Regions from separate parts of the Mus musculus genome. Here all the other regions are linked to region 1. The links are chromatin loops, found by intact Hi-C in ENCODE. Cell type or tissue: heart. All regions are shown on one strand. Region 1 holds the start of Gm51803 (predicted gene, 51803). Region 2 overlaps Cdh23 (cadherin 23 (otocadherin)). Region 3 overlaps Cdh23 (cadherin 23 (otocadherin)). Region 4 overlaps Cdh23 (cadherin 23 (otocadherin)). Region 5 overlaps Cdh23 (cadherin 23 (otocadherin)). Region 6 overlaps Cdh23 (cadherin 23 (otocadherin)).

The links. Peaks named below come from ENCODE experiments on the same cell type or tissue, not always from the same donor. Only the 100,000 strongest peaks of a DNase experiment are listed, where the experiment ranks them.
Region 2: it touches region 1 in a loop (7-fold over the local background); 25 of 42 quality-filtered maps call a loop at or near these places.
Region 3: it touches region 1 in a loop (2.3-fold over the local background); 7 of 42 quality-filtered maps call a loop at or near these places.
Region 4: a loop joins it to region 1, with 2.9 times the contacts of the local background. A loop is called at or near these places in 7 of 42 quality-filtered maps.
Region 5: a loop joins it to region 1, with 5 times the contacts of the local background. A loop is called at or near these places in 19 of 42 quality-filtered maps.
Region 6: a loop joins it to region 1, with 2.4 times the contacts of the local background. A loop is called at or near these places in 5 of 42 quality-filtered maps.

The regions. Positions count from the first base shown.
Region 1 is chr10:60,685,988-60,689,987 of GRCm38, forward strand. Cdh23 (cadherin 23 (otocadherin)) reads right to left here. Exons shown (of 71, transcript NM_023370.3): 2 at 906-1,116. Gm51803 (predicted gene, 51803) reads left to right here and starts at 1,170. Exons shown (of 2, transcript NR_165484.1): 1 at 1,170-2,590; 2 at 2,986-3,255. In heart, a CTCF peak has its summit at 1,721 (motif pointing left); DNase peaks (open chromatin) are centred at 914, 1,394 and 1,734; H3K4me3 peaks cover 1,689 bases; H3K27me3 peaks cover 3,896 bases.
Region 2 is chr10:60,529,903-60,533,902 of GRCm38, forward strand. It overlaps Cdh23 (cadherin 23 (otocadherin)), which reads right to left. Exons shown (of 71, transcript NM_023370.3): 9 at 1,045-1,173. Among named protein-coding and RNA genes, the nearest start is that of Gm17455, 130 kb to the left of the region's middle. In heart, a CTCF peak has its summit at 1,653 (motif pointing right); no DNase peak of the experiment used is centred here; H3K27me3 peaks cover 306 bases.
Region 3 is chr10:60,625,810-60,629,809 of GRCm38, forward strand. The region is part of intron 4 of Cdh23 (cadherin 23 (otocadherin)); the gene reads right to left. Among named protein-coding and RNA genes, the nearest start is that of Gm51803, 59 kb to the right of the region's middle. In heart, no CTCF peak of the experiment used is centred here; no DNase peak of the experiment used is centred here.
Region 4 is chr10:60,614,200-60,618,199 of GRCm38, forward strand. All of the region lies in intron 4 of Cdh23 (cadherin 23 (otocadherin)), which reads right to left. Among named protein-coding and RNA genes, the nearest start is that of Gm51803, 71 kb to the right of the region's middle. In heart, a CTCF peak has its summit at 1,924 (motif pointing left); no DNase peak of the experiment used is centred here; H3K27me3 peaks cover 766 bases.
Region 5 is chr10:60,303,858-60,307,857 of GRCm38, forward strand. It overlaps Cdh23 (cadherin 23 (otocadherin)), which reads right to left. Exons shown (of 71, transcript NM_023370.3): 62 at 3,989-4,000; 63 at 3,607-3,704; 64 at 2,252-2,372; 65 at 2,083-2,162; 66 at 1,874-1,914; 67 at 1,721-1,781; 68 at 1,201-1,330; 69 at 968-1,090; 70 at 567-671. Among named protein-coding and RNA genes, the nearest start is that of Psap, 28 kb to the left of the region's middle. In heart, a CTCF peak has its summit at 1,604 (motif pointing right); a DNase peak (open chromatin) is centred at 1,544.
Region 6 is chr10:60,630,845-60,634,844 of GRCm38, forward strand. The region is part of intron 4 of Cdh23 (cadherin 23 (otocadherin)); the gene reads right to left. Among named protein-coding and RNA genes, the nearest start is that of Gm51803, 54 kb to the right of the region's middle. In heart, a CTCF peak has its summit at 1,618 (motif pointing left); no DNase peak of the experiment used is centred here.

The DNA.
Region 1 (4,000 bases):
TGCAAGGCTAATTTCTAACCAAGGTGTGACCACGCCAGGGCCGGAGAGGTGGGGGGCGGGAGGCGGCCCAGGGTCGCAGTGGCCAAGGGCACAGGATCTCCACTTGCCTCTCGCGGAGGTACTGGTTCTCTGTTCTCGCTCTGGGCAAGAAGGAATGAATGCCGGGCGGATGCCTCGCCACCACCCTAGAATGCGCGGGATCTGCACGAAACCCAGCCTGACCTGCGAGGACAACAGGGGCAGTGTTCCCAGGGCTGGCTGTGGAGATGAGTAGACATTACCCAAGGCCGGCCAGCCCCGGGGCGCGGAAAGCGAAGCTCGAGAGGCATGCGGCTCCCATCGCTGCTAGGGACGCTTCTACCCAGAGCTACCACTACTGGAAAGGTGGCCAGAAGTCCCCTGGGGTCTCCCGTGGGCCTAGGAAGGTGAGCAGGGATGAGAACTACGTGACTTCAGTTCTTCCAGCGCCGCTGCCCACCCCTGCGGTGGAGGTGCCACACCCCACCTCCCCTCTCCAAAAAGGGCCCTTGAGCTCAAAAGGGACAGGATGGTTCCCAACACCTCTCTCAACCTAGCTAGACCCAGACCCTCTGAGCTGCACGAAGAGCGAAGCCCGCGAATGTCGCGGTCCCGAAACGGGGCTCCGGGTGGTGCGCGTCTCACCAAGGCCAACACATAGGGAACTGGAGTTCCCGGGAATCAAAGTTGCCGCGCGTCCAGCCGCGGGCTGGAACGGGACGCGGGATAGAGGGGAGACCCGGGCGCTCGCCGCGTTCCGGGAACAAGTGGCTTTGCCGGCTGAGGTCGCGGCCCCAGGGCTCTAACTTTGGCGGCACGCAGCGGGCGCTAGGCTTGGGAGAAGGCAAGGGGATGGGGAGAGAAAGGCGGCGAGGGACTCTCGGTACCGTGTGCGCAGGTGGAGCAGCGTTGCGCCGCGCCTCGGGATCTGCTCGCCACCGGCTCTGCCCCCACGGGCCACCTGCTCCAGTCTTGGCCACCGCCGCTTCTCGCTGCCGGCGCGAAGGTCTCTCTGGGATCCACTCCGGCCGCCCGATCCCTGCTCACTGCTCGCTGGCTGCAACTTCAGACGCGCCGCGAGATCAGAAGAGGCTTGCCCTACACGGAGCACACGGGGACTCAGGACTAGTGTGCTCCATCCCCGGGGCCCGCTCTTTGCTGCGCAGCTCAGCGCTCGGCTGCTGTGGGACGTGTTCCCGGGCCATGCATCGTGTCTTGCTTCGAGCCGCAGCCGCCGCTCAAGTCCGCGATCAACTTTCCCTCGCTCCTCCGCCCCGCGCGGCCCCGCGCCAGTCCCCGCCTCCTGACGCGCCGCGCTCCCCTCGCAGCGCCCGAGCTCCGCCCGCCCGCGCCCGCGCGTCTCACCCAGAGCCCCGGACCCCGTTCCCCGTCGCCAGTCCGATAGTGACCCTGACCCCAGCAGGGAGCCCAGATGGGAAGGTGCCTGCACTGGCCGCGGATGCCATGACATTGGCTGCTATGGCAGCCAGTGGAATCCCTCAAGGGGCAGGAGGGAGACAGGGGGGAAAAAAACGAGCCTTGGGAGCGTGCCCGAGCTGTTCCTGCGTGTTCGTGATCTCGCAAAGGTCCGGGATCCAACCGCAGCCTCCCGCTTGCTCCGAGCCGAGGCCTGAGGCTGCAACGCTCTCGGGAAGCAGGAAGGCGCACCGCCTAGGTGAGGCCGCGCCATCTGTTGGCTTTAAGCGCCCCCTTTCTGCTCCCGGAGTCGCTGAAAGGTTCCTCCGGTCGCTACTGGCCACCGCTGCCATTCTTCGCCTTCACCTGCCTCAAGTCTGTGGGCCCACCTGTGCCCCTCCGACTCTGCAACCCAGGCTGCCTCTGATACTAGAAACTAGTGGCCCTGAGTCAAAGACACCCTGGAGATCCCTCGGTACCTAGACCCATGGGATATCCCTCGGTAGCAACTGAAGGAAGATTCCTCCACCTTCTTGCCAGCCTAGCAGACAGCCTTCGAGCTGTTGGACAACGAGATTAACAAGGAACACCGGGCGACTTTACTTCCCTAGCTAAATGGACTGGTCCCACTACTGGCCAGCTTATTGACACTGCTTGCCTGGAGCCAGGGTCTAGGCCTCAACTCATTTCACCTTCAGCACAGCTTTCTGCTGGGTCCTGAGGTTAACCCAGGTTTTCTGGCAGAGAGGCTGCTTCAGGGAGGTCGGTGACTTGCCAGGGATGGAGACAGGAATTGTACCAGAGTAACTGTGAATCTAGAGCTCCAGTCTTTTAACATTCATTCGTTCGTTCATTTGTTCGTTCATTCCTATTGGCTACCATGTGTTGGCTCCTGAAATAGTCTGAGTATGGCTCTCCGCCTCAGGGAAACCCTCTAAAGAGGAACCAGTTCAGGGAAGCATATAAACAAGTAACAATATAGCCAGAATCGCGACACCTCCATGACTCTCTCAAAGACTCAAGGAGAAAGTCCCAGGAAGCAGCCCTGGGTGCTTGCTAGATAAGCCTGCAGGGTTGCAGGAACACAGAGGTGAGGCAAAGAAGAGTCAGTCAATGGCACCTGGGAAAGAGAAGAGAGCCGGACAAACATGGCAAGGTAAAAGGCAGAAGGAAGGTTAGATAGGAGAGACAGCGTGTGCTAGTTTCTGTGGTGAGAAAGAGCTGATGTATATATAAAGGTCAGTGAGGGACCACACATGGTGAGGGTAGAGGGTGTTTGGTGGGCATGCTAGCCTTCATCTGAGGTCTCATTCTGAGGTGCTGCAGATCGAGCCCTTGGACATGCTAGGCATGTGATCTGCAGCTGAGCTGCATCCCCAGGCAGGGGTTAGTCTTTATCCTAAGAGTAATAATACTTCAAACAGATCCCTGGGGACAGGGGTGGGGGTGGGAAGGCAGGATCTGATCTAGCTGGGAAAAGGGACCCTGGGCTGGGCAACAGGGACAGAACTGCTTCACTGATAATGTTTCCCCGGGCTGCTCCTCTTTCAGATGACCAGCCAGTGTTCTGTTCCCAGCATCCACCACCCACATCCGACACTGGATGCCATCCTGCGACATCCAGTTCCAGGAGACCCAATGCCCTCCTCTGACATCCGCAGGTACCAGGGTACATGTGCACAAACCCTCATCATCATGAATAACAATAACTGTCAAATGCTGTAAAGCCATGTGCTCCTGGACAAGGATCAAATGGCTGCTAACCAGCCCAATCTGTCCCGTCACCTTATTTTTGTAAATAAAGTTTTATTAACACTAACATCCAAGGACAATGCAGACAAGCCTCTGTATTTTGGGGTTTCCTTTATGCTATGTGCTGCATGGCTGGCAAATCCAAACCCCTGACTCTCCAAATCCTCAGGGGGAGGGGGGAGCAAAGGTACCTCAGTGACTGGAGATGCTCAAGTGTCTGAGAAAAACCGCATGCATGTGCACACCAATGTATGCACACTCACTCATATCTCAAGGCTGCCAGAGGCCATTGACAGAGGTGTCCTCAAGCTCAAGTGGAGGAAGGGGGGCGTGGTCAACAATGACGGGTGCTGGCTTCTGAGGGGGCTTTCAAGAGGCAGCCTCTATGAAGAAGAGAGCAGGAGAACCCCATACCCACCCCCTCACAATGTGCTACAGAGGGCACAAGGGTCAGTGACCTGACAGAGTTGAGCCAGGCAGGCCACTGGGCAGCTAAACTGAGACAGTGCTCTTGGGTATCCTGGCGTCTCAGCTTTAGATAAGTCAGGAGTCAGGGGACCTGGGCTCCAATGTCTGTTCAGTTGGATGCTTTGTGGTGGGACAATGGACCTCAAAGACCTCATGTTCTTCATAAAATGAACGTATTCTCCAGGTCTCCACCACTAAAGCTTTCTGGTTAGTTGCCAACCTATTTGTGGTACTGGGGATTGAACCTAAGACCCTGCATGTGCTCGGTGGGTGCTCTGTCACTGAGCTATACCCCAAGCCCTTTGTGGCATCCTTTTCAACTGTGACTTCCCATTCTGTCTTGGGC
Region 2 (4,000 bases), 160 kb before region 1:
CCTCAAAGCCAGAGACCAAGCACCAGAACCCACAGCTTTAGTGCCGGGATATCTATAGTCAGAACAACGGTAGCATCCAACAGGACCAGGCTCTCCCAACCTGAGCTGGCATAGGAACTCGGTCCACATCCATCTCTCTCCATGCTTGGGAGTAGTACAGGGGTAAGGTAAGACTCTGCAAGGGTCTCCTGCTTTCCCTCGGAGCTAAGCCCTTTCTTTCCCTTCACAAACACATTGCTCCAAGATGCACGTTGAAGCTTCTGTCTGTCTGGGGATGCACCCTATTCTCCTTCATCAGGCTGTAGCAGGCATTCCACTACAGTCACAAAGTTAGGTGGTTTCCAAGCCAGTGACACCCACTCATAGTTTAGCCAGGGTCCTGTGGGGTGGACCATGATCTATTTTGTCCTGTGAGACCTTCTCCCAATCATAGCCCATTTGACCAGGTGCAGCTGTATAGCCCTAACCCTGTAGATTGTGACCTCTTTGGGGATCCAAAGACCCTTTCACAGGTCTGCATATCAGATATAGTGCATATCAGATATTTACATTACAATCCCTAACAGTAGCAAGATTAGTTATGAAGTAGCAATGAAAGTAATATTAGGATTGGGGGTCAGTGCAACATGAGGACTGTATTAAAAGCCTGCAGCATTAGGAAGGTTGAGAACCACTGCTCTAAGGGAATCAAAAGATAAGCTGATGACATGTGATGTAAATACAAAATCATGCAGCTTTTTTGAAACCTGAACTTGAGACCCCCCCCCCAAAAAAGAGAAGGAGTCATTAAAGAGGGCAGATGGATCCATGAGCTACCAGGAACAGCTTGGGCCTGAGAGAGAGGTCTCACAACAGGAAGAAAGCAAGCTGTGTCATTATGTGTGGTACACACGGCCAACGAAGGCAGCAGGTTCGTGGAGGGCATGACTCAGCAACACGGATGTTTGGCCGAGCTTAAGTCCACAGCCATCCCCAGCACGGGCTAGAGAACCCACGCAGGACAGGCATTTGTCTTCCTGCTCTGGGGCTGGGGGCGGGGCTCACTGGAGGAGAGTGCTCGTAGATGTTAGTACTGTAGGGCAGGTTGATGAAGATAGGATCCATGTCTTGCATGTCCGTGATGATGATGGCCAGGTTGGCCAATGTAGACAGAGGTCTGGTCTTGTCTTGATCCTTGGGAGACACACAGAGAGAACAGGAGCACACAACCCTGGGTTAGAAGGATGTTGTGAACACCCACGCATATATACATAGGGCTGTGGTATGTGACCTCTGTATCCACCAACACATACATAAAGCCTTACACTCCTGCAAGGAGGCCCAACAGCACGAAGGTTCTTTGGTGTTCCTGAGATGTTCAAGAAAATAGAAGCAGGGGAGCCTGATGGTGCTACAGTAGAGGCTTGGGCTGAGGCTGCTCTGTTGGCCCCCAGGGCCATGGCCAAGGACTAGCTCTCCTGAATGTGTGGGGGGCGGGGGGGGGAGGACCACTAGCTTGGATGTGAAAAGAACTTTTTGTTGTGTTCTAGGGCCATTGTTCCTCATCCCAGGTCAGGGGGTGCTAAGGGGGGCCTCTGGCCTGTAGGAGACATTCCGCTGTATGCTATTTGCTAGTCAGTAATTTCTAATCAAACCAGCAGAGGGAGCTCCAGGGCCTGTGACATCTGAGGGCCTCCAGGAAGCAGTGTGTGCCCTTGGGACAGGGTGGGCAATATAGAGCCATTCTACTCAGAAACCTGGTCCTAGGAAGCCCAGTAAGAAAAAGGAACACCAAAGCCTGTGTTCCAAGACCCTAAATGCTCAGGAGACTGAGGGCTGTGTAACAGCCCAGTGCAATTAGATAGCAAAAGCCATGATAACAAGGACTGTCATGGCCTAGGTAGGCCCTACCCCACTCACTGTCACAGGCTAGACTTTTAGGTGGTTTAACAGAGACAGAGACAGAGTGAGACACACATACATACATAGACAGACAGACAGACAGACAGACAGAGAGACCCAGATTATCTACAGTTATACTGCTGAGGAAGTACCCAGAACCCAAGCACGGGGCATTTCATGTAGAAACATCTGCCTTTAACAGCTTTGGTTTGGAGCCTCACGTCAGGCAGTCTCCAGCTTGTAAGACAAATTCTCAAAGCCCTTTGTATGAAATGAAAGGCTCTAGTAAAAGGCCCGATGGCCCCTGGGCTTACAAATTCTGCTGGGACTTGAGGAGTAACTGTGTCTATCCAGGTTAACTTGGCCTTGATTCCACTGGGACATCCCCTTCCCACCCCCCCACCCCCCCCACCCCCATTATATGAATGAAGCCTGGGACTGGCCTCTGCCCTCTGCAGATGGTGCTATGGAGCCTATGGGAGGAGAGATGACTTCCTGGCTATCCCTCAGATACCTCAGGGACAGACAGGGAGGGCACTGGAGGATTGTTGGAGATGGGAGGGAAGAGATAAGTATGTGGGCACAGGAAGGAAGTCTGGTAGCACCAGGAATGGGGTACACTATACCAGTGGCCTGAAAGACCATGAGCCATGCAGGAAGGGCCCGGGAAGCTGGTTCTCTTGAGTAAAAGATGCTGGTGGTTTGCACTTGCTACCAAGTAGCCAGCCTGGTACCTGATATCCATCCCATCCCGTGGTTACAATCTATTTCTTTGTATACTTGCGGCATGTAACCCATGCTGACAAGAAAGAGGGATGGATGCAGATGAGGACCTATCTGGCTGTCAGGCCAATGCATGGCCCCCAGGAATGGCCTTGCGATCTGTGGCTCTCTTCAGTGCACAGTAGCTACAGATGGCTATTCACCAGTCCCCGGAACCCCTGGTGACAGCTTGTGGGGGAGTGGGTAAGTGGGGGGTGGGTATTTACTGGGAAGTCTCAGCCCCTCCCTCCCTGTGGGAGGTTCCTTAGGACCTGATTGTTGGTAGATTGCCAGCAATCTCACTGTATGCATCATCCCAGCAGAAGCCTGGCCTCTGGATGGACCTAGCCACCCACATTCCTTCTTGAGCCCAGCTCTGGTCTAGTCCTACCTCCCAAAGCCATTTGTGTGCCGGGCAGCAATTATCCCATAGGGCGGCTTCAGTGAGAATGGAAGCAATCACCTGCATGCTTCTGGGCCCAGGTGTAATTAATGAAGGGGAGAGTAGGTGTGGCCAAAAAGGGGAGTTCCAGACTTTTGAGTCCTCTCCACTCCCTAAGTCAGTTTTATTCTATTTTATTTTTATGTTGGCCTCTTCCTAGGGAATTCATCTATAAGGAGAGAAAATAAGATGCCTCAGCAGGGACCTCCCAGAGAGTCAGGCAAGAAGTTTGCTTTTCCTGGCTCTGGGGGCTTCTCCAGGTCTCCACCAAGCCCGAGGGAAAAACTCCTCTTCTCAACCCTCAACCCAGGCTAGATCCAGGAATCTGAGATGTCGGCTGCCACGTGGGGTCTGGGGTAAGCTGTTAACTCTGCTGCCACATGGCGCCAAAGCCAAAGGCTTTCTCTGCAGCCTCACAGGGCCAGGGCAGGAACCGTCTCTGCAGCCAGACTGGGTACTGAGGGTCAAAGCCAGTGGAGCCGAGAGGAAGAAAGGATCTCAGGACTTGGCTTGCTCCTAGCCTGAGCTCTACAAGCAGATATGAAGGGCGGACAACGGAGTGTGGGGTCACTTGTAGCTTTGCAGGCCACTGAAGATGCCGCTGTGTTCTTAGGTGTCAGCTGGAGTGAGGGCACATGGGGCTAGGACCCTGTTTAAGATATGCCTTGCCTAGCCTTCGGTTCCTCACAAACAGCTATCATCAAAGGCCTACCTGCATGCTGGAGACCTATAGACACCTGGACATGGGATGTGGCAGCCAGAGCCCAGGACCAGGAGTCAGACAACCTGGCTTTGGATTCTTACTTCCCCACTATTCATCGACTGTGGGAGTCTCAATGTTGACATACATAAAATGGGCTAAATTTCCTTTCCCCGACTCACCCTGCAATTCCCTGGGGTTGGGCAGGAGGCTTA
Region 3 (4,000 bases), 60 kb before region 1:
GGCGAAGAAAAGAAAACCAGGGCTAGGGAGATGGCTCAGTAAGGTGTCTGCCCTGTGAGCATGAGGCTCCACGTGGGGTACCTAGCACCCCAGTGGAGATGAACTGTTTGTTGACTTACCAAACAGTGGGACTGAAATGATTATTCAATTATGCAAATTGAGAGCCAGAAATAGCCCTCCACTTACTAAACTTCTGGACAAACAAGTCAACCCATGGTATTGGAGTTGTCCAGGGGTCATCTGGTTGGGGAGGAAGGAGACAAAGGAACAGGAGACACACTACGAGTGACAGATAAGTTCACTGTCTTGATTGTGGCGGTGGCTTCAAGGACATATATGTGAGTGTCAAAATGTATTTGTCATATCTCTAACTCACGGCTTACTTTGTTTCAATAATGTCACAGTAGAAACATTGTTTTAACTTGAGTGGGAGTAAAGTTAGACGGTAGCAGAGGGAAGGGGAAGATCTGAGGGGCTGGAGTAAAAGCCAGGCTTGGGGCTCTTGCGGAACAAGAGGTTACTGTAGCTTCCTGCAGGGGGAGGTGCTGATTCCCTAATTAGTTCTTGATTGTGTCAATAAAGAGAGCCTGGAGCCAATTGTTGGACAGGTGGGACTTCTGGGTCCCAGGAGAAGGAAAAAGAGAAGCAGGAAAGCTTTGTGTGTGTGTGTGTGTGTGTGTGTGTGTGTGTGTGTGTGTCTGTGTCTGTGTCTGTGTCTGTGTCTGTGTCTGTGTCTGTGTCTGTATCTGTGTGTGTTTTGGGGGGAAAGAGGCTTTTGTAGCCATATATTGGAAGGAGAAGAAAGCAGCAGTCATGCAAGGCCTTGGGGCACCTAGGGCACAGGAGGTTGGCGGGAGCTAGCTGATAGCCGATAAGGTTAGGGCAGGAGATTCTGCGCCCAGCAACTGTGTTACCTGACAAATTCTAAAATAATAAAGTTGTCTAAGTATTTTCATCTGAGGATCAAAGGTGGGAAGACAGAGGGAGAAGTCGGGTCGTTGATAGCTGTTGTCAGAGCTAAGCTGGGAGGAACGGACAAGTCGGGAGTGGGACTTCCGACAGCTGATGTCAGAGCTAAGCCAGGAGCAAGGGCTGAGGTACCAGGCTGAGACGGAAACGTGTTTTTTAAAATTTACATGCAACAGAAAATTTACATGCAATCTCCCTCGGACCCACATTAAATAAATAAATAAGATTCTCTTGAGCATCAGCACCATGGGTGGTGGGTCTGACTGGGGAACTATGGGTAACAAGGGTGCACTGGGAAAAGCTGTCTGCTCAGGTCTGATGTTGTCAGACCCAGTAGTCCAGTAAAGAAAGTGAAAGCTACCATCAACCCTGAGAGGGTGTGCTACAGAGGAGCATTGTTACAGAGGTCTGTGGCCAGGGAGGACTTGGAAAAGGCACCAGGGAGGGACAAGGTAAACGGCCAGATCAACTTGGGGCAACACTCTGACTGGGTACCCTGAGAAAGAACAGGACCATATCTCTTTTTAGGGGAACCAAACATCCACATGGGCTGCCCAGACACACCTCCAAGGGCCATGGTCTGATCCTAGTTAGGCTGAGCTAGTGGCTAAGGAGCTTGGAAAGGAGGTATGGCCAGTGGGAGCCACTAAAGCTTCATTAAGAAGAAGGAGGACCATAAGGGGGCTGTGTCAAAGCCCCTGTGTTTGCTATCAGCACATGCCTGCTGCTCAGCAGTACCTAGGCTCAAGTCCAGACGGGAATGATTTGGTCTGGAGGTCCCCACATGGTGGCCCTCCATTTTCTGTCATAATTCTCTTCTCAAACCTCCCATCCAGTTGGACCTGTTGCTCGGCCACTCTCCCCTGGGCTCACAATTGCCACCTCACTCCTTAGCACATGGTTTCTAGAACTTGGCTCACTTGCAACCCCACTTCGCACAGTACATTTTTACACGACAGCAGACATACAGGTATATAAAGTGATGCACAAACACTTACTGATGATAAATCACACATGAGTTTTCCCAAACAGTTCTTTGACAAACATTTAATCTTGGCACTTATTAAAGATGAAAGGAATTCTGCCTACTCATAAGAGGATGTGTTTGTTTATTTTTATAAAAATAATTAAATCTTGGCTGAATATTTACTGTGGGCCATGGGGTGCCTTCAGTGTTGTTCAGGGTTGACTGGTATTTTGCTTTCATGGGTCTCAGTGCAGAGGACATTGCTTCACATAAACTCATAACACAAAATGGCAGAAGTATGTTTAGGGCCATTTCCAAATTCATTGGAAATTCTGTCCTAATCCCAACCCAGAATTCATTGAACAATTTTCTATGAGACCCAAGACAGCAACTCCAAGAGCAATTTTAAAAATCATACCAACTAACACAATACAACCCAAAGGCATACTAATTGATACTTGCAAGCTGAAGAATAATGACTGGAAAATAAGAAAAGTCTCTTCTTGTCCTAATTAAGCTGTTACATTTCTATAAAAGCAGGAAGCTTTGCCTGCAAAAAGAAAACAATGTAGACCATAAGGTGCTATGGTCTTGGAGCTGAGCCATGGTGGTCTGGGAGACATTCGTTGGCATTGCATAATGAGAAGGCATGCACAGGGCAGAGCATGTATGTGGGGTGCTCATGCCCAAGGCTTCGGTGACGTGACGCGATGGAACACAGATACACCTTTTATCCACAATGTGTTTATTCTGAATTCATTTTTGATCAATGAATTTTCTGGAAACTTTTTTTGCTGCTGATTTTCCCCCCACAGCCAACGTATTCAATTATGTGGTGTAGAATGGGTTGTAACCTACAGTTTAAGAATCTGGGGCTTAGAGAACTCCTTACCCAAGTACTGACACTTCTCCTCCATCCATCCACTCTAACATTTACCTTCTCAAAAAACTCAATAAATATCTAAGAAAGCCTCTGCGTGCCAAGCCCTCGGCTGGGCATGTGGGTCGAAGCATGGCAAAGAGAAGTCTCCTGATCTCTAGAGCTCACAGAGGAATATGGGGGTGAATTCTCTGCAAAGTCTTCAGGAGAAAGTCCCAGGCAGGAGGACCAGCCAAGTGTGAAGACCCTGCAGTGAGAATATCCTTGGCTCACACCAAGGCCAGGCAGAGCAAGCAGGGGAGGAAGTCAGAGTTGGTTGGCAGCTGGGCCAGGAGCCTTACAGCCTGGTTTTGAGCCTTAAGTGGTCCAACTGCTGTACTCTACTATTTCCACTAGTTCCTTGCCCCAGGGGTCCCTCTTCCTGTTCCCTCTTTAGCCTTCTTAGCTTGCCACACTGCAACCCACGTCCAGCCTGGGTGGCCCAGTTAGCTGAGAAGTGAGATATGCAGAACCAAGAGGGGATTCGGGAATGGGGCAGAACACCAACACATGGTGACCGTGCTCATTCAGATCATGCGAGGGGATTCTCAGGATCCCTGAGGGAAACACAGTCCAGACGCAAGTTGTGTATTACCAAAGTAGAGAACCTGCCAGACTCCTGCCCATAGAACCATCCAGACATGGGGAACGTGCATCTTGGGGACCAGAACCCTTCAGCTTATCCTTGTGACTATGCTATCTTCACTAACAAGGAAGCCCACCCTTTGCAAAGGGCCACAGAAAGACAGTAGGGTTCCGGATGCACTGAGTGAGCATGGTGTCACAGGAGTGTATGTGCACATAGATGTGCCCTGTGCACAGGCTCCTGTATCTCCATGCGTGTGCATGGTTAGCTGGCTCCCCAGCTTTTCTCCCCCATCCCAACACTCCAGATAAGCCTCAAGCTTGGCTTCAAAGTAGCATAGCTGCAGGGGCAGGTGGTAGCCCTGCAGGGGTATGTGGTAGCCTGGGCTTCGCTGCAGAGCTGGGAGAGTGAAGAGTGGTAGAGGGTAAGGGTCAGGGTGACCTATGGGACTTGTCCTACCACACTTCTTTTGCTGAGAGGGAAGAACTAAGGTCTAAGCCCCCAACTCACACACATCACCAGAAAGAGAAGGGAGCTTACCGCTGAGAACGGACAAAGG
Region 4 (4,000 bases), 72 kb before region 1:
TCTATGCAAGTGTGCACGAGGCCCCTCTCCTCCCCAAGGATGTAGAAGTGATTTAACATTGCTTGGGGATGAAGTAGGGGGGGGCTCTTCTTCACTGGAGTAGCCAGCAGTCAGCTTCCCCATGCTCAGTAAATTGGTGCTGTACCCACATTTCTATAAATAACCACAGGAAACACCCTGGCTCGCCAAGCAAGGCCTGGGTAGCATCGCTTCCTTGGTTGGTCATTGGTCGCTAGCTGGATGCTTCCATAGGTCTTATTCCCAAGGAACCGTTACATGTGGTTTCCATGAATATCTTTCTGGAGACATGTTTATGTTATGCATAGGCCAATAAACATGAAGATGTGTGTGTCTACATACATGTAACTATGTACATATTTCTATGCACTGTGCTTCTATGAGTGGCATGGTGGTCTGTCCTTCTCTTGACTCTAGCTCTGACAGCAGACTTTAGAGATATAAGTTATGACTGTGAACTTGGGGGCCTGGAGGAGCAGCTATAATTAAAGAAGGAGGACCATCCTGGGTAGGGGGACTTGTCCTAGATCCAGAGGGCTACTTCTGCTAACAGGGAGGGCGCACATCACAGTTCTAACCCAAGTCCGTTGCTCCTCACCAAGGACAGTCTGTACCCGATGAGTGGTTGGAAGGGCAAAAGACTTGGCCCCTGTCTTGACTTGTCCTGCCCCAACCCAGAGGATCAGCTGACACCTTTGCTGCAGTCACCTTGTGGCTCCACTCCTACCTCTGCTCAGCCTTGTCCCCTTGCTCTGGTACTCACACACTTCTTGATCCTCATCTCAGAGCATCTTTTTAGACAGTCTGGTCTAAGATGTGGTCCATGGGTCACAGCTGGAGCAGACAGAACGGGTTGCTATCTACCTGTATCCCTGATGACTGTGGGGTGGACATTGTGTCTCAAGCCTGTTTCCAGGCACACAATGAAGACTGTGGCACATGCCCCATTCTGCTGAAGGCTGGCATGCACTGCCCAAGGAAACCTTTAGCATCAAGGAGACCACTGTAAAGCGCATTGCCTGCACCCAAGCCTCTGTCCTTCAGCTTCGCACACTCATGTGTGGTGCTTCCTGGCCCGTGCTGAGAACCCACTATACTCATCCCTCTGCCCATCTTGTCTCTCTGAACTCCAGGCCCCTCCACCAGGAAGCCCTCCCTGCTAATCACAGCCTCTTCCATTTCCCTCTCCTCAGGACTCTCAGAAGCATCGGGTCACCACCGCACCATCTGCTAACCTAGTAATTCCTGACTAAACATCCCCTGAGGATGAAACGTGTACCTCTTTTGACAAAGGCCCAAAGAGGCAGACCCCTTGTGGCATGGACATTTAGAAGACATCCAGAGGCCCCCCAGCCACGTGGCCTGCCCACAGCGGGAGCCACTATGATGCACGAGTCTGTGGTACATCACAGAGAGATAGGAGAGAAAGAGAAGTGGAATGGATGAGCACTTTGAAGAGAGGTGAATCTGGAGACGAGAGAGAAGAGAGGAACAGCCTGATGTGAGCTGTTATATACCCAAGGATATAAAGTCCTGGCCCATGCTGTCACTGAGGGCCATGTCTTGGGCATAGCCATGCAGCAACAGGGATCTGTGTGGATGTCCATGGCTCACACTACCACCAAAGGCCACGTGGATGTCCCTGGTCTGAGCTGCCACCTAGGACCAATGGTGATGTCCAAGGGCTTTGCAGATCTGGCCTAGCCACTCACTGGTTGCAGCACTCAGGAGAGTTAGCCCATATTATACCTGGGTAGCAGTAGAGCTGGCGCTGGTGGCCGGGAGAGTTAGTCCCACCCCTCATCTGCTGTGTGATGGTGTGGGCAATGGAGATATGCTTCTCCCCACCCCTTTTCCCTCACTGTCTAAGGCAGGAAGGAGAGCTGCTCTGCCCCCTGCAGGGCAGCATGGGAGCAGGAAAACTGGCCCCACCTCTTGGCCAAAGCATTGGATGAGCTACAGGGAGCAGTGCTGGAGAGCTCGCCCTGGCCGTGGTGGGTGCTGGAGAGCTGGTGGCTGACCAGCTCACTACCATCCAGGCCCGGATCCAGGGCTTTGAGTGGGCTCACCCCAACAGCCACTGGAGTGTGCGAAGGGGCCTGCCCTGTACAGCCAGAGCTGCAAGATCTCCCCAACACAAGGCGACAACTGGATAGCTAAGAGGAGTCCCAGTGAGGATACAGTATTGATAGTATAGAAGAAGCCAGAGGTTTCTAACCAGACCAATGACTCACTGCAGTGAATATTTGCCAGTAAAGATGTGTGGACAAATGGGTGTTCTGTGGACACACTATGAGACACTGAAGCTTCCAGGATGGGTTGTGGTTGGTATTGTTGTTGGGGGGGGATTGTTAGGTCTTTATTTTTTATTTTATTTGGGGGGGTTGCAAGGGCAGAGAGCAGATATAAAGGGATGGGGAAATGAATGGGATTGGGGTACATGATGTGAAATTCACAAAGGATCAATAAAAACTTTGAATATAATATTCTATTCATTTTCACCTACTCACTCACTCATTCATTCATTCATTCATTCATTCAAGGTGTTTTTACTGAGTGTCTTATAGAGGCAGGACAGGCATGGCTCTGGTCTTTAGTGAGCTCAGGGTTGTTTTGAAAAGCTATGTAAATTCCATATTATATGCCATAGTATGGTTACAGTGGCTTTAAAATAATTTTTCTGTCTCATTATCAAATAACATTTGTCTTCTAGGAAGATGAACCAGACTTAATTGTGGTTTCTTGGGTGCCAGTTTGGTCCAAAAACCCCAGCATACGACACCAAAATGGCACCTCCTGTTACATAAAGCTCTACCATGGAGTCAGGACATCACAAGAACAGGATACCAGCTATGACCAGCTATGATCAATGGAGCCCCCGGGCCAGGCCCTGCCCAGCAGTCACACCTGACTCTGATACTCCGCATTGATCATACAGTGTAGGAACCTATAGGCTTGGGAAAACCATCCACCTAGCCCCCAGCCTCAAGAGACAGGTGGGGCTGTGGGCAAGCCTTCTAGCACAGACAGCCAATGAGGTGGCAGGAGAGGCTGCTGGGGGCAGGAGGCAGGAGGCAACCCTAGGATGAAGGGTTCTACCCCTCCGACCTCCCCAAAGGAAAACCTGGTTGGAATATCATAGCAGCTACTTCAGATGTCAGCAGTTGAGGTAAGAAGGTCAAAAAGTTGACACAGGAAGGACTTGTGGAGGCAAGGAGAGACTAAGCCCATGTCCCTGACAGTCATTGTCTTAGGGTTTCTATAGCTATGATAAAATACCATAAGCAAAAGCAAGTTGGGGCCGGGCAGTGGTGGCATTTTCTCAACTGTGGTTCCAAATGACTCTAGCTTGTGTCCAGTTGATGTGAAGTGAGCCAGCACAGTCATTTATCCTGAACAGAATAAAATGTATAGAGCAGATACTGTGCTCATGGGGAAAAACCTCAGATACAGGCCTTGCAAAAATCCGAATCACGACAAGGCTGCCACCACAGCTCATGTTTACAGGTGATACAAGGAATGGTCCACAAGGTGTCCCCAAGGGCATCAGCAGGAAGCAGCAGAGGACTTTGTGTGTGTGTGTGTGTGTGTGTGTGTGTGTGTGTGTGTGTGTGTGTGTGTGAGTTCCAACTGAGCAATTTTGACCTATGTGGTCCCATAATTAGAACTTGACCATACTTCCTCATGTAGGTACCTGGCTGGCTAACTGCTCTCCAGGAGTTCAGACAGAGGACCCACTATGACCACTGAGTCCCCCAGAGGGCCAGCATCTGGCCTGCATCCCCACTGCCTTGCCTGTACCCTGGCCAGGCCAGCCAGGCCCTTGGCATCCAGAGGAGCTGATTTCATGGAGACTGCCATATCACCTCTTCCCAGCTTTCTGCTGGTGCCCCTTCTTCCCATTCCCCTGAGAGATGGAAGAGGAGAGAGGAAGCGACTTGGCAGGTGTCTTGCCAGCACCCCGGCCCCGTCTGCTTATCTG
Region 5 (4,000 bases), 380 kb before region 1:
CAGAGGCTGGATATTAAAAGGTTCACCACCTGTCCTTAAGCATGTGGGTATTAGTCTGGACACTACTGTGGTATCTGGGTTTGTAACCAAGTTGGTAGGAAAGCAGGGCCAGGTAGAACCTCTAGAAGTAGGAGGAGCACTTTGGTCTGGCTGCAAGGCTTTGTAGCATATACCCCGGTGGAAATGGGCATTTTGGGAAAGCCAGTGTAACTGGCAATCCCTAGTTGCTGGAACAGTAGCCCAGGATACACAGGCCTGCTTGGCCCTCCTGACCTGTTTCTTAAGGTGGAGGCTCCTTAGAAGGTAACGGTTTGGGGTTCCTGGACACTAAGAACCGCTGCTTTTGAGCCCACCTCATTTCTAGGAAAGACTCCACAGTATCCAGACATCATAATCTCTTTTCTGACTTCCTGGAGCAGCTTTTGGGTTTGGCTGCTAGGTTAACAGAAGAGCAGATAACTCCCAGTAACGAGAGGGGGGGGGGTGGGGGGGAGAGAGAGAGAGAGAGGCATCCCCAGGAATGGGGCACGGCACACAGTTCCCAGCTCCCGAGGCTACCTCACTACCTCGGAGATGGAGGAATGGCAGGAGGAGGCTTTTTGTACCATCCGTTGTGCAAAGAGTTTTTTGAGCCGTAGGTAATCCTCCAGGACCACCTTCAGCAGCGAGCCCTGAGGAAGGGAGAAGGTTAACTTCCCACTTAGGCTGCTGCCTGCCCCTAGCTCTTACACGCCCATGGCAGTCACGGTTCTACAGGTATCCAGTTCAAATGAAGAGGATGGGAAAAGAGCCTGAAAACTGACCGTTCAGTTCCGAAGACGCCACAGGCTGCCGAGCCTATTAACCCTAGTGCCCAAACTCCCATCCTGATAGAAGGCGGGTCCAGATAAACCATCTCCTTATATCCTTGAGTAGGGGTCAAATTCAAACAGGGTCTGGGCACTGGACCCTGCAGGAGAGGGCTCACCTTAATAGGCCCCTCTCGAATGATCTGGCCCAGCTTGGCGATGTTGTCGTATTCCTGGATGGCTGCACGCAGGTATCTGTCATCATCGGGCTTGACTGCTGCAGGCTCACGCCCAAAAGTTCCCTGGAGGAGAGGGGAGCATTGGCTGGAGCAGGGAGGTTGACATCATAGGGTAGGGAACCACCCTCCCAAGTCCTGAGCTCGGCCTGCTGCATGCTGCCACCCTGGCTCACATGGGTGCGGGTGGGGCTGTTCCACAGGTCTGCGATCTCACTCAGGTTCTCAGGGAGGTCATCTTCGTGCTCGGCCTGCGCAGCCAGCTCCAGGTTCCGGCAGAAGGGGTCCAGCCACACAGGGTTGGCTCTGTAGTTGGGGAGTAGCATAGGGTAGAAAAGATGCCTTGCCTCTAAGACTGCCCATTCCCTGGGCCAGCCACAGAACCTTCAGCAGGGCTGCATAGGAACTCTGCCACAGCTCCTATGGCTATATCCTTTTGTTACAGGATCCTGTGAGAGCTACGACTGCCTACCAGCCTGGGTCAGCTTTGTCAGGGAGGCCTCACCCCCTCCCTCTGCTCCCTCTTAATTGGGACCTGGACAACACATTTTTAAGAGTGCGGAGAAGTGATAAGACCACTAGGGGGAGCCCACACTCCATGTTTCAGCCAGGGTGGCAGCTGCTACAGATAACTTCTCTGTAGCTGGGTCCTGTAGGGATCCTAAGGAGATCTGCAGACTTGAGGAGTCCACACACCCATCGAAGGAGTATTTGTTGGTATTGGGCATGTCCATGATGTCAATGAAGCCACGGTTCCCTGCATGGAGAGAATTTGAGTGAGGGGCAAAAGGGTACAGCCAAGGGGAGGACCAGGCCCCCTTAACCTGACCCCCAACAACCTTCACTCACCCGCAGAGCCAGCCACAATGGCCTTTAGCTTTCTCTTGTGTCTGGAGAGAGAGGGAAGGAGGAAGAGGGAGCGGGGAGGGAGAGAGTGTCAGTTGGCTCCATAAGGGAAGCTGGCCTGTTACCTCTGGTCCTCGGCCCTGCCTGCCTTGGTGCCCACTGTCTGGGGGACATCGGCTATTCTGGTTCAGGCAGGAGGTGGGGACACTCACATGGTCCTGTAGTACCAGTTCATGAGGACGAAGAGCATGGCAGCCAAGAAGAGAAGGATGGCCAGGACAATGATGGCCATCTGTGGACATAGCAGGCCAGCCATTAGCAGGCTGGTCCAGGGGCAAAACCCAGACTGCAGGCGGGTGGGGACAGACACAACACACGTACCTGCAGGGCAGACATGTCATCCGGCAGCTGGACAGAGATGGCGGGCTGCACATCCAGCACGTTGTAGTTCCTGAAGAGGTTCCGAAGCTGCTCCTTGTTCTCATCGATCATCTGGATGACCCTGTATAGGAGCCATGGCCTCTGCTCTACCCCAGCCACCCACCGCCCTCCATTCTGGGGCAGTGTGTTCTGTTCCCACCATAAGCCCCACATGCTCACATGCTGCTCTGAAGCTCTGCAAGAGAAAAGCCACCTGGCTGGGTGAGCATGGCATCTTACAGGGCCTCTGTGTCTGCGGCCAGGGTCTTCATGGACCCCAGACAAATGGAGTTTTATTGGAGAATGTGGTGGTTTGAATAAGAATGGCTCAATGGTTTGAATAAGAACGACCCAAATAAGCTCATAGATTTGTGTGCTTGGTCACCAAGGAGCAGCACCATTAGGAAGCAGGTGTGGCCTTATTGGATGGAGTGTGTCACTGGGGGGTGGGCATTGAGGTTTCAGATGCCCAAGCCAAGTCCAGAGTCTCTCTCTCTCTTCCTGCTGCCTGTAGATTAGGATGTAGAATTCTCGGCTCCTTCTCCAGCACCACGCCTGCCTGGATGCTGCCACGCTTCCCACCGTGACGATAATGGACTGAATCTCTGAACTGTAAGCCAGCCAGGACATTAAATCATGTCCTTTATAAGAGCTGCTGTGGCCGTGGTGTCTCTTCACAGCAGTGGAATCCTGACTAATCTGTGAGGCCTAGAGGGATGAGCATGTTCCTGCTGCCTCACTGTCTTCTTCCCCAGCTCTGCACCCTGCAGTGAGGCTGATGGCAAAGTCTGTGCCTCCTTTGTGGTTCCTCTTCCCCATAACAGGCCGTCCAAACATGACCCCCCAACACACACACATACACATACACACATACATGCACACATACACACACATGCACACATACACACACACACATGCACACATACACACACACATGCACACATACACACACATGCACACACATATACACATGTACACATACACACACACATGCACACATACACACACACATGCACACATACACACATACACACATGCACACATACACACACATGCACACATACACACACATGCACACATACACACATGCACACATACACACACATGCACACATACACACACACACACATGCACACATACACACGCACACATACACACACACATGCACACATACACACACACATGCACACATACACACACACATGCACACATACACACACATGCACACATACACACACATGCACACATACACACACATGCACACATACACACACATGCACACATACACACACATGCACACACACACATGCACTCACCTGTCCACATCCAGGATGCGGTTTGTGTCGCGATTGACCACGTGGATAAGCAGTTCTGTCTGCGCAAAGTTCACCCTCCCTTTCATATCCACGTGGAACTGGGGAGAAAGGGAGTTTGTGGGCGTAAGGCCACACGGCTGGCACTGGGGATGGGACACTACAGGCCAGCATCATGCAGGAGCCCTATCACTCCTGGGTCTCCTGGACTCGGCTGCTAACTCCCACATAAGGCTCCTTCACTATTCTTATTTACAGACAAGGAGATGGAGGTCTACAGACCCGGGGCCATCCCTCAAAGCCATGTGGCTATGAAGTGATTAAGGAGGGGCCTCTTCTGTCCCCCGTCTCTTCCCATCGCCCCAGTCCTTGGGCCCCAGGTCACCTGCACGTCATC
Region 6 (4,000 bases), 55 kb before region 1:
CTGAGATAAAGGTAAGGTCACGTGGTTTGATTCACTACAACACAGGGGATGGAAGTTCACTTAGAAGCAGGACACCATCTTACAAAGCACACTAGTTCATGTGTGGATGGGGACCCACATATGTGCATGCGTGCACATAAAGGTGGATGCTTCATTTTCCAGTCTTCCCAGACCATCTCTCTGGCTTTGCGTCCATTTGCCAATATGGCCAAACTGGCTGACCAGCAAGACTGGGTGCTACATCCACCTCCTGTGAGCTCCGCTCCTCCACCCTCAGGAGAAAAATGATGACTTTCAAGGAGGCGGGTTTTTTTTTCTTTTTGTGTTTTTTCCTCTCCCCTCGTTCAGCACCCGGCACTAATTTATGACTATTTTTCCAACCGCACTGAAGTGCGAGGGTAATGGCTTTCAGCGGCTTGCTTCCTCCGCCTGTCACTCAAGGTGGCTACCTGACAGGATTGCAGACAATGTTCCCATCACAGAAGCTGCCTTTCCCAGGGCAGCAGAGAATTCATAGTGGCCGTGGGGAGAGTTATTTCACTCCTGGACAGAACATCAGGTAAACAGCTGTAAAAAAAAACATATCACAACCATCAGGACTGCCTCGGGTGAGCACCTCACCCACAGCTGCCCTGAACCACTGGCTGGGGGTCGCTGGCTCCAGGCCCTCTGTCTTCATCACCCACTTGGCCTCTTGGTCATATCCAGGTTCCGTTACCTCTTCTCACACCACTAGTACAAAATTTTCCTTATCTTTAGAACCAGAGGGAACACCATCAGGACCAGAGGGAGCACACTCAGGCCCAGAGGGAGGACACTCAGGCCCAGAGGGAGCACACTCAGGTCCAGAGGGAGGACACTCAGGCCCAGAGGGAGGACAGACAGGCCCAGACAACAGTAGCCAGAACTTGAGTGTTCCTGCAAGGGTCAACTGTCCCCCAGATGGGTGACTCTGGTATACTGCCAAGTTTCAGGCTCTTATTTCAGAACCAGACACTCCATGCCCAAGTGTCTGTGGTAATGGAAACACCGTGTGTCCACTGTCTGACACAGTCGCCACGGGACCCAAGCGAGAACTTGAAAGGTGGCCAGTGGAAACAAGAAAGAGAATTTTCTGGGCTTTTTATTTCACTGTGATCCATTTGCTTCTAAATGATCACATGTGGCCAGCAGCAGCTACTTGCTGTAGTTTGGATCGGGGACTCTCCCCAAAGATACACATGTTAGAGGCGTGGTCACCAGCATGCAAAGATATTAGGAACTGTGGAAACTGCGAGAAATCATTACAGGGACTTGCCCTCATGGGGAGTATGGAACCCCAAGCCCTTTCCTCTTCTCTACCATTCTCTGGCCATGAAACAGTGACGTGCTGCCTCACCACGGACCACAGGGGCAACTGACTGTGGCGTAGAATTGCCCAAACTGTTATGAGTTCCAAATAAGCCTGCTTTGTGATGCAGCAGAGTTGGCTCAGTGGTTAAGAGCACCGGCTGCTCTTCCAGAGGGCCTGGCCTTGATTCTCAGAACCTCATGCCAGCTTTCGATATCCAGTAACTTAAGTTCCAGTGTATATGATGCCCTCTTCTGGCTTCCAAGGATACTGCATGCACAGGATACACAGCCATGGGGGCAGGCAAAACGCCCATACACATAAAAACAAGTAAATAAATAAATACCTTAAAATAAACCTGTTTTCACACATTGTGATTAGTCGAGACATTCTTGCCATAGGGAGAGCTGATTGGCACAGTGCAGGAACACACTGTCCCCATGTGCTCAAAGTATGTCATGCCAGTGACACAGAGGCCAACTTTGGCAGCCATTAGCACAGGGGTCATAAAGGTTTGGTGAAACGGGGGGTGGGGGGGAACCAAAAGACTTGATGTCTATGTAACAGAGATGGTTAGTACTGATGTCAACTTAATATGATGTTAAATCACCTAGGAGATAAACCTTCAGGAGTGCCTACATGGGTTAATTAAAGTGGTAGCACTCACCCTGAGTGTGGCTGGCATCATCCAGTGGGCTGGGATCCCCACTAAGTAGAAAGGATAATTTAGCTGAGAACTGCCCATTCCTTCCCCCCCGCCCCCCGCCCCCCGCCTGACTGTGGGCACAATGTGACCAGCTGCCTTGGGTTTCTGCCATCCGTTCTTCCTGCCGTGATGGGTTATATGTCTGCAAACTCTGGACCAGAATAAATTCTTCCTTCCTTAAGTTGCTTTGGTCAGACATTTTACTGAAACAAGAAAACTAACTGTTCCGGCTGGTTCTGTGTGTCAACTTGACAGAGCTGGAGTTATCACAGAGAAAGGAGCCTCCCTTGAGGAAATGCCTCCATGAGATCCAGCTGTAAGGCATTTTCTCAATTAGTGATCAAGGGGTGGAAGGGCCCATTGTGGGTGGTGCCATCCTTGGGCTGGTAGTCCTGGGTTCTATAAGAAAGCAGGCTGAGCAAGGCAGGGGAAGCAAGCCAGTAAGCAGCGCCCTCCATAGCCTCTGCATCAGCTCCTGCCTCCAGGTTCCTGCCCTGTGTGAGTCCCAGTCCTGACTTCCTTTGGTGATGAACAGCAATGTGGAAGTGTAAGCCAAATAAACCCTTTCCTCCCCAACTTGCTTCTTGGTCTTGATGTTTGTGCAGGAATAGAAACCCTGACTAAGACACCAACTAATACAGAAACCTCCGTAACGACAGCTCCTGTAACTCCACAGGACACAGAAAGACTGGAAGAAAGGGGATTTGAGTTCAGGAGTGCTAGAATACAAGGGGATATTAAAGGACATCTTTTGCTATCATCCCTATTTTAACTACCGAGAGGAGGGAGCTGCCTTCAGCAAGGGACTTGTGAGTACTCACAGCCAGGCCAACCTTGAGTCACTTGCCTATGAGAGATACTCATTGCTCCACACTACCAAACTCTGCTTTGTCCACCCCTAAGCTTTCAGGTCACTCAGTACCACCCAGGGGAGACTTAGAAGGCCCTGGCACAGCAGGGCTGAGACAGAAATACATTTCCATGGACTAGTACTCATCACAGGTATCTGGGGGTCTCCAGAGCCTTAGCGCCCAGATAATAAAACAGCTATAGTGCAAATATGGCCATCTGTCCTTCCGGGTCCCTGTTGTCTACACAGGTAGGCTGCCCTGACTTTAGTGTTGCCTCCACAGTTTGCAGGTCTACGTCAACAGCGGGACTATTGCTCCTCACCTGCTCACAGGAACATAAACACCCTCTTGATGGGTTACTAGTCTGTGGCTGACAGATCGAAGCTTTGACTGAAGAGACAGAGAATGGGGAGTCAACAGGCCCAGGTCAGGCAAAACAGGGCGGCTAACATTAAGGTGCACTTGGTCTTGAGGGTCCTCACATGCAGATACCCTGGCCCGTCACCCTTCCTGCCATTTGGTCACAGTATCTAAATCTATGGCAGAGGACAGAGGCATGGGGGAGGGAGGTGAGAGCAGCTATCTCCTTCAGCCATCGCAAACCTTCCACCCTCGCCACACTCTCAGCCACACACACAGATGCCGAGAAGAGAGCCTGCCCGGGTGAGAGGGCAGGGCAGCAGGGGGTGGGCATGCATCCACTCCCTAGCATCCTTTAATGAGCATGGAACAAGGCAGAATATGATTTCAGGAGAGGAAAAAAGTGTCGTTTTCTGCCAGGAAGTGGGTGGGGAGCGGAGGAGCTGAGAACTGAAGCCTTGACGGTGTGCCCGGATCTGTGCTGGGCACGTGTCGGATGTCATGTGTCACCGTCCATATGTCAGCACCCTGAATGAGGGCACCAGGCTGAGGCAGGGATCAGTCCCTGTTGGGGGTCATAGGCAGGCAGGCTGTCTTTTCTATACAGTTCCTGGTCTAATTTCAGAACATGCTATTTCCCAAACAGACCCAGATATTGACATTTGGGGGCTGAACGGCAGGCAATGCCATTCTGCTGCCTGAGTTCTCCAGCCCACCACACACATGCACCGAGCTAAGGAAGAGCACGGCCTC